Regions from separate parts of the Homo sapiens genome. Here region 2 is linked to region 1. Evidence: read pairs that join two places in POLR2A ChIA-PET (ENCODE). Cell type or tissue: HCT116. All regions are shown on one strand. Each heading gives the region's core, and the rest is flanking DNA. Links, peaks and the distances in the headings are about the cores only.

Region 1 (4,395 bases), core at 317-4,316:
TGGTTATTAAGTCTCTTAGACTTATTTTAATCTGAGGCAATTCTTTTTATTTTTTATTTTATTTATTTGTTTATTTGAGACAGAGTCTCACTTTGTCGCCAGACTGGAGTGCAGTGGCGCGGTCTCGGCTCACTGCAAACTCTGCCTCCCAGGTTCAAGTGATTCTCCTGCCTCGGCCTCCCAGGTAGCTGGGACTACTCGAGTAGTGAGCCACCACGCCCAGCCAATTCTTTTTATTTTTAAAAATATTTTTCAGCCGAGCATGGTGGCTCGTACCTGTAATCCCAGCACTTTGGGAGGCTGAGGCAGGTGGATCATGAGGTCAGGAGTTCAAGACCAGCCTGGCCAAGATGGTGAAACCCCCATCTCTACTAAAAATACAAGAATTAGCTGGGTGTGGTGGCGGGCGCCTGTAATCTCAACTACTCGGGAGGCTGAGGCAGGAAAATTGCTTGAACCTGGAAGGCGGAGGTTGCAGTGAGCCAAGATTGTGCCACTGCACTCCAGCTGGGGCAACAAGAGCGAAACTCCATCTCAAAAAGTATATATATACATATTTTTCATAGTTGACTTGTTGAAAAGACTGAATCAGATAGCCTGTAGAAATATCCCACATTGTAGGCGGGAGTGGTGGCATGTGCCTGTAGTTCCAGCTACTTGGGAAGCTGAGGCAGGAGGATTGCTTGAGCCCAGGAGTTCAAGGCTGCAGTGAGCCAAGATTATGCCACTGCATTCCAGTCTGGGTGACCGAGTGAGACACCAACTCAAAAGAAAAAAAAAAAAGAAGAAATATACTACATTCTGGATTTGTTGGTCTCTTTCTTCATGGTGTCAATTAACTTGTATCTCTATCCCCTTTATTTAGCTCTAACTGAAAGCTATCTCTGAAGCACGGGTTCCCAACCTTGGCTACAAACTGAGAAGTTTTAAAAATTAATGATGTCTGAGCCCCACCTCAGAGATTCTGATTTAATTGGTCTAGGGCAGTAGTCCTTAAACTTTAGCAGGCATCAGAATTACCTGAAGGGATTGTTAAACACAGATTGCTGGGTATCACACCCGGAGTCTGATTCAGAAAGGCTGGGGCAGGGCCTGAGAATGTTCATTTCTAGTAGGTTCCAGGTATTGCTTCTGCTGGTTTGGTGAATGCACTTTGAGAACTCTTGGTCTCTCATGAGGTCTGGGCAAGATATTTTTCAAAACTCTGTAGGTAACGTTAATGTGCAGCCTGGCCTGAGAAATGTGGAGCTAATAGTTTCAGCCAACAGATGATCTTTGTCTGGATCCATTATTTCATTAGTGGGGTTACAAAATGACCATGCCTGGCCAAAGAAGAAGTTTTCAAAGGGATTCTTTTAATGATCAAATTTTAAATTTGGAAAAGAGCCCTTAAAATTAAATGTAGGCAAGGTGCGGTGGCTCATGCCTATAATCCCAGCACTTTTGGAGGCTGAGGTGGGCAAATTGCCTGAGCTCAGGAGCTCAAGACCAGCCTGGGCAACATGGTGAAACCCTGTCTCTACTAAAAATACAAAAAAATTAGCTGGGCATGGAGACATGTGTCTATAGTCTCAGCTACTCCGGGGGCTGAGGCACGAGAATCGCTTGAACCTGGGAGACGAAGGTTGCAGTGGGCTGAGATTGCGCCACTTTACTCCAGCCTGGGCGACAAAGTGAGACTCTGTCTCCAGAAAAACTAATTAATTAATTAAATGTGTGTGTCGGTCAGTCCTCTTTGCAGGTATGTACATCTAGAAAAAGATCAGGACAAAATATACCAACATAATAATAATAGTTATCTCTGGATAGTGAAATTGTGGGTGATTATGTTTTTTACATTTTCTTTTTGTTGTTGTTGTTGTTTGAGACAGAGTATTGCTCTGTCACCCGGATTGGAGTGCGGTGGCACGATCTTGGCTCACTGCAACCTCTGCCTCCCAGGTTCAAGTGAATTTCATGCCTCAGCCTCCCAAGTAGCTGGGATTACAGGTGCAGGTCAACCACGCACGGCTAATTTTTATATTTTTAGTAGAGACAGGGTTTTGCCATGTTTATCAGGCTGGTCTCGAACTCCTGACCTCAGGTGATCCACCCACCTCGGCCTCCCGAAGCACTGAGATTACAGGTGTGAGCCACTGGGCCTGGCCTGTTTTTTACATTTTCTAATGAATAAATAGAATCATTGTAACCAGAAGAAAGCCAAATATGTGTTATAAAAAATAGTTTCTGAAATGTCAAAGAGAAAATTTTAGCTCCCCAAAATATTTTTTTTTCTAAGGAGTCTATTTTCATTATTATCTCTCTCTCTCTCTCTTTTTTTTTTTTTTTTTTTTTTTTTTTTTTGAGACAGAGTTTTGCTCTTTGGCCCAGGCCAGAGTGCAGTGGTGTGATCTCGGCTCACTGCAACCTCTGCCCTCTGGGTTCAAGTGATTCTCCTGTCTCAGCCTCCTGAGTAGCTGGGATTATAGGTGCCTACTACCACACACAGCTAATTTTTGTATTTTTAGTAGAGACAGAGTTTCGCCATGTTGGCCAGGCTGTTCTCGAACTCCTGACCTCAGGCAATCCACTGGCTCGGCCTCCCAAAGTGTTAGGATTACAGACATGAGCCACCGTGCCTGGCCTATATCTCTTTTTATATCTTTTGAGTAAACAGTGAGTCAGCCTCTTTCTCACAGTACCCTATACCTCTGTGCTGTTTGCTTTGTGTCCCTTCCATGTTCATTTCCTTTTGGCATTGTTTTGTCCTGAGGCTTTAGAAGAGTAAAGGCAGAGATATAATGGGAGACAGTCATCACCATAGAGAGACACCACCAGTGGGTTCCAGTTTCCTTGTTTGATGTGTTTCCTGGGCACTTGTCAGACAGAGACTGTTAGTAGGAATGGTCTTCATTCTCAGGGGCTGAAATCCACTTAGTCCTGCTTTTTATCCTGGTCAGTTAGAATGGGAAATTTTCCAGCTTGGACAACGAGCCATGGGATTGGAGTAAGGCAGTTTAATTTCTTCTGTTTTTGGCATTTTGGAAGTTAATGACCTTGGTTATCAGCACCAGTGGCCCTCTGAAAGATACTTCAGGTAGCAAATGTTCACTCCAATATAGCCCAGGGGTCACCTCCCTCTTGAGCCTGTTCACATCCTGCCCCTTCCCAGGCAGAAGTGACCTCTCCATATTTCTAAGACAGACCACTGTCAGTACCTATTATACCTAACAGGGCTGCACCATTACCCTTTGTTTCAGGCAGGAGCCAGATGTCATTTGTGTCTGTATCTCAGCTCTTTGTATGATGTTAGGCCCATCGTACTTGCTGAGTAAATGTTTGCTATGTGCCTTGACTCTTACCTGATTACTCACCATGCATGAGACCAGATAGCTGACACTTCATATGTATTCTGTATCTGTTTTCACCTGTTATGTGTGCTCTTACAGGCATCTTATTATAGAAAACTTTATCCCTCTGGAAGAAAAAAGTAAAATTATGAATAGAGCCTTCTTTGATGAAGAGGAAGATCATTGGAAACTACATCCTATAACCAGACTGGAGTAAGTCACTATTAACTTCAAGTATATTTTCAAGTATGAGGGAGGAAAAGAATGTTGATAACAAGAGCCCTCTGGTCAACAAAGGGGTTTGATAAGAACACAGTTTGGCTTATTTAAACTCAAAACCCACTGCATTACTGATTTTCTAGCTGCCATAGATCCACCAGGTAAAAGTTTGATCATGAGTGTGGTTTTAGGAATTGGGAGACTTTGTCACTAGTGAGTGAGCAAGTGACCTTTCCAAAGTTCCTGCATTTCTGTTTCTCCAGCTGTGAAGTGAAGTATGCTAGGTCACGTAAGGGGCAATTCAGAGCTGTTATCTTTGTGTGTCATTCTGACCCACAGTGTTGAGAAGGATTCTCATGCTAAGTCTGGGTGCTGCTGGAAAGATGGGAGACACCTGGCAGGGATGCAGAGGTGGGGGGTGTTGACAGCTATGCTTTGTGAATGCTGTCTAAGAACTGGGTGATGATTAAAAATCTCTTCTGGCTTAAAAGATGCATGATGCTCTGAATCAGAAAGCAACTCAAGCAGAAAACAGAAGCATTTCCCGTCCCACTTACGTCAGCCTGCAGTCCAGGGAGTTACTTGCTTCAGGTTCTGTCAGTGTCTTCCGAGTGCTGGTTCCACAGGACTCCAGCCAGGGCTTTAACACTGCAGTTCATTTCCAGGAACCAGCAGATGATGAAGCGGCCAGTCTCAGCCGTGGGATATAAGAGACCATTGAGCCAGCACGCAAGAATGTCCATGATGATTCGTCCAGAGGCCCGATATAGGGTGAGAAGATCCTTCTTGGGTTTTTCTCCTGTCTCTTTTGGAGTCTAGATTTGTGTAAGCCCTTAGATACTATTCC
Region 2 (4,395 bases), core at 144-4,143, 79 kb after region 1:
GGATACGTGATTTGCAAATATTTTCTCCTAATCTTTTAATTTGCCTAAGAGTGTGCTTCATAGAGCAAAAGGTTTGAATTCTTATGAAGTCTAATTTATCTATTTTTAAATTTTATAGTTTTTTTTGGTGTCATATCTAAGCACTCTTTGGCTAACAAAATTTTCTCTTTTTTTCTAAAAGTTGTATGCTTTACATTTAAGTCTGTGATTGCATTTGAATTAATTTTTAAATTAAGCATAAGGTTACATCAATGTTCATTTTCCTTTTTGGGGGACCAATTATTCCAAAACCATTTGCTTAAAATGATTATTCTTTATTTATTGAATTGCTTTCTCACCTCTAGCAAAAGTCAGTTGGCCATATTTTGTGAAAAGTTCTATTCCTACGCACACTGTTCTGGCTCATTGACCTACGCATCTGTTCCTCTGTCAATACCGTACTGTCTTGATTACTGTAATGTAGCTGTATAGTAAGTCCTAAAATCAGGTAGTGTTATTCCTCCACCTTCGTTTTTCTTTTTCAGAGTTGTTTCAGCTATTCTGGTTTCTTTGTCTTTACATGGAAATTTTATTTATTTATTATTTATTTTCTTGAGACAGCCTCAGTGTTTTGCCCGGGCTGGGGTGTGGTGGTATGATCATAGTTCACTGCTGCCTGGAATTCCTGGGCTCAAGGGATCCTCCTGCCTCAGCCTTCCGGGTAGCTGGGACTACAGATGTACACCACCACTCCCAGCTAATTTTTACTTTTTTTGTAGTGCTGGGGTGTCACCCTGTTGCCCATGTTGGTCTCAAACACCTGGGCTCAAGTGATCTTCCTGCCTCAGCCTCCCAAAGTGCTGGGATTAAAGGCATGAGCCACCACAGTCAGCTGTGTATGAATTTTAGAATCATATTATCTACAATAAAGTTTTGGTGGAGTTTCAATAGTAAATGCATTAAACCCATTGGTTAGTTTGGGGAGAAGTGACATCTTGGCCATGTTGTCTTCCAGTTCATGGATATAGTATGTTTTTTTACATTTATTTAGGTTGTCTTTTTTTTTTAAAGGTACATAATAATTGTACATATTTATGGGGTGCATGTGATATTTTGATACAGGTATGCAGTGTATAATGATCAAAGCAAGGTATTTAGGCTATCCATCACCTCAAATATTTATCATTTCTTTATGTTGGGAATTTTTCAACTCTTCCCTTCTAGGTATTTTGAAATATAAACAAATTATAGTTAACTACAGTCACCATACTGTGCTGTTGAACCCTGGAACTAATTTCTTCTATCTAACTGTATGTTTGTACCCATTGACCAACCCCTCTTTATCTCCCTGCCCCCTTCCCAGCTCTGGTAACGATCATTTTACTCTCTGCCTCCACGAGATCAACTCTTTTAGCTCCCACATAGGAGTGACAACATGTGATATTTATCTTTCTGTGCCTCTTCCTTTACTTAACAATGTATTTAGGTCATCTTTGGTATTTTTATCAGCATTTCATAGGTTTTAGCATGCATATTTTGTACAGTTTTGTTAGATATATACCTAGTTTTTTTTGGTAAACTATTATAAATGAAATTGTGCTTTTAATTTTTGTTTCTAATTGCTGATTGCTAATATATAGACATTATTGATGTTAGTGTGTTGATCTGTATTCTGTGACCTTTATAAACTCACTTATTAGTTCTACAAGTTTTTCTCCTAGAATCTTTGGGATTTTCTCTGTTAGACCATCATATCATCTGTTAATAGGGCCGGTTTAATATATTCCTTTCTGATATGTGTACCTTTTATTTCCTTTTCTTGCTTGATTGACTAGCTGGGACTTGTTTGCTGTGTCGAATATGAGTGCTTAGTGTGGACATTCTTGCCTTATTCCCGCTTTCAGATAGAAAGCCTTTAGTCTTTCACCACTAGTATGATGTTAGTTATAGACATTTTATAGATGGTCTTTATCAAGTTGAGGACGTTTTCTTCTATTCCTAGTTTACTGAGAGTTTTTATCATGAATGTATTTGTTGAATTTTGTCAAAGTTTCTGCATTGATATAAATAATTATGCTTTCTTTTCACATCTTATTGTTTTAGTTTGCATTTCCTTGATGATGAATTCCTTTTCATATGCTTACTGACCATTTTATCATCTTCCTGCGTGAATTTTCTATTAGTTTTGCCCATTTAAAAAAAGTTTTTATTTTGTAGCAATTTTAAGCTTTCATAAAGTTCTAAGTACAGTACAAAGAACTTTATTTTTTCCTGACCCATTTTAGAGCCCTGTTGTTCCTTACTATTTTTATTTATTTTTTGAGACAGGGTCTGTCACTCTGTTGTACAGACTGGAGTGCAGTGGTACTATCATAGCTCACTCCAGGGCATAAACGATCCTCCTGCCTCAGCCTCCTGAGTAGCTGGGACAAGTGTGTGCCACCATGCCTGGCTAATTTTTTTAATTTTAATTTTTTGAACTTCTGGGCTCAAGCGATCCTCTTGCCTCAGCCTCCCAAAGTGTTGGGATTATAGGCATGCACCACCGCACCTGGCCCTACCCTTAATACTTTAGTATTAATGTTTTAGTATATTTGCCTTAAAGTTAATGACATTCTCCTTGCTACCTGTCCACAATACATTCATAAAATTCAGAAAATTACACTGAGTCATTATTACCATCTAATCTTCAGATTTCATTAAAGTTTAGCTAATTGTCCATGTAATGTCCTTTTTGTCCAAAGTATCTAGGTCAGAATTATGTGTTGCATGGAGTTGTCATATGTCTTTGGTCTCCTTCATTCTAGAACAGTTCTTTAATCTTTCTTTGATTTTCGTGACCTTGACTCCTTTGAAGACTACAGACCAGTTATTTTGTGGAATCTTTTTTAGTTTGAATTTTCTCATAATTGGATTCAGGTTTTGCATCTTTGTCAGGTATAGCAGAGAAGTGATGCTAGGTTCTTAGTGTGTCCTGTCAGGTAGCTCTTTATTTCAGTTTTTTCCTATTATTGATTATCTCTTTGATCACTTGGTTAAGGTAGCATCTGCCATCCTTCATCACTATAAAGCTCCTTTTTACCCCCACCCCTTTTTTTTTGAGATGGGGTTTTGCTCCTCTTGCCCAGGCTTGGAGTGCAATGTCTCAAAAAAAAATTAATAGTAATATATACAGTCATAGTTAGAAGCCAAGATCTAGTTTCTAAATGTTTGCTGCTGTTGGAGTGTTGGTGATCCCAGTTCCTTTCAGTGGGAAGGGGCTAAGGAATATATGGGTATATTTACATACATACACATATGTTCACTCAATCTATATTTATATCTGTCTTTATCTAAATATGTTGAAAACTATGAGCTTACCCCAATAATACAAGTTCTAATCCAGTCATTCTAGTTTTTTCCCTTTCCATATGTATAAGTCCTTTTTCCAACAATAATAAATCTGGGCTGGGCGCAGTGGCTTACACCTGTAATCCCAGCACTTTGGGAGGCTGAGGCGGGTGGATTGCTTGAACACAGGCGTTCTAGATCAGCCTGGGCAACATGTCAAAACCCCATCTATATGGGGAAAAAAAAAAAAGTTAGCCAGGTGTGGTGGCACATGCCTGTAGTCCCAGCTACTCAGGAGGCTGAGGTGGGAGGATCACTTGAGCCCAGGAGGTCAAGGCTACAGCGAGCCGAGATTGCACCACTGCACTCCAGCCAGAGCTACTGAGTGAGACCCTGTCTCAAATCTATTCCCTAATATATTTACCTAATTATTTAATCACCCACTCTTCACTGTTGCAGCCCTTTCTTCATGCAGATGTCCTCTTTACTTTGCTTGGACTCCAACACCCTGTGTTGGGTTGGCTCCACTCTCATCCCATGGATGAGTTCACTCAAGCTCTGACCAGTCACATCAGGGTGTTCTCCCATATACATGCCCTTCTCAACCCGCGTGGGCTTCAATACTCTGTCCTTTGTCATTCCCTGTTTGGGCATTTCACTCATCTTGATCTCCAACTCTCACGTCATACCACACTCAGATACACACAGATACCTTCTGTGCTCCACTCAGGCTCTGACTCTCTACTCTTGTCTACCTAGCCTCAGGCCTCCACTTTTGTATGGATGCCTACCTTGCTGTGTACCATGTAATGGAAGGGAAGACTAGTTTGGGGGAAGAGAAGGGCAGCTCTTCCCATTTAAAAAGATTGGTTTGTCTTTTTGTTTTAGGTTTATAGAATTGAAATATATAGGTGGGCTTGGTGGCTCACGCATGTAATCCCAGCACTTTGGGAGGCTGAGGCAGGTGGATCACTTTGGTTTAGGAGTTTGAGATTAGCCTGGTCAACATGGTGAAACCCCATCTCTACTAAAAATACAGAAAAATTAGCTGGGTGTGGTGGAGGGTACCTGTAATTCCAGCTACTC

Evidence for each region. ChIA-PET counts read pairs that join two places held together with the same protein. Peaks named below come from ENCODE experiments on the same cell type or tissue, not always from the same donor. Only the 100,000 strongest peaks of a DNase experiment are listed, where the experiment ranks them.
Region 2: POLR2A ChIA-PET joins it to region 1 with 5 read pairs; 5 of 35 experiments call an interaction of 5 or more read pairs at or near these places.

What each region holds. Positions count from the first base shown.
Region 1 is chr20:32,323,343-32,327,737 of GRCh38, forward strand. It overlaps KIF3B (kinesin family member 3B), which reads left to right. Exons shown (of 9, transcript NM_004798.4): 6 at 3,429-3,542; 7 at 4,214-4,319. Among named protein-coding and RNA genes, the nearest start is that of ASXL1, 33 kb to the right of the region's middle. RefSeq lists an enhancer at 2,986-4,185. In HCT116, for the core only: no CTCF peak of the experiment used is centred there; a DNase peak (open chromatin) is centred at 2,729; H3K27ac peaks cover 1,215 bases.
Region 2 is chr20:32,402,842-32,407,236 of GRCh38, forward strand. All of the region lies in intron 4 of ASXL1 (ASXL transcriptional regulator 1), which reads left to right. Among named protein-coding and RNA genes, the nearest start is that of ASXL1, 47 kb to the left of the region's middle. In HCT116, for the core only: no CTCF peak of the experiment used is centred there; no DNase peak of the experiment used is centred there.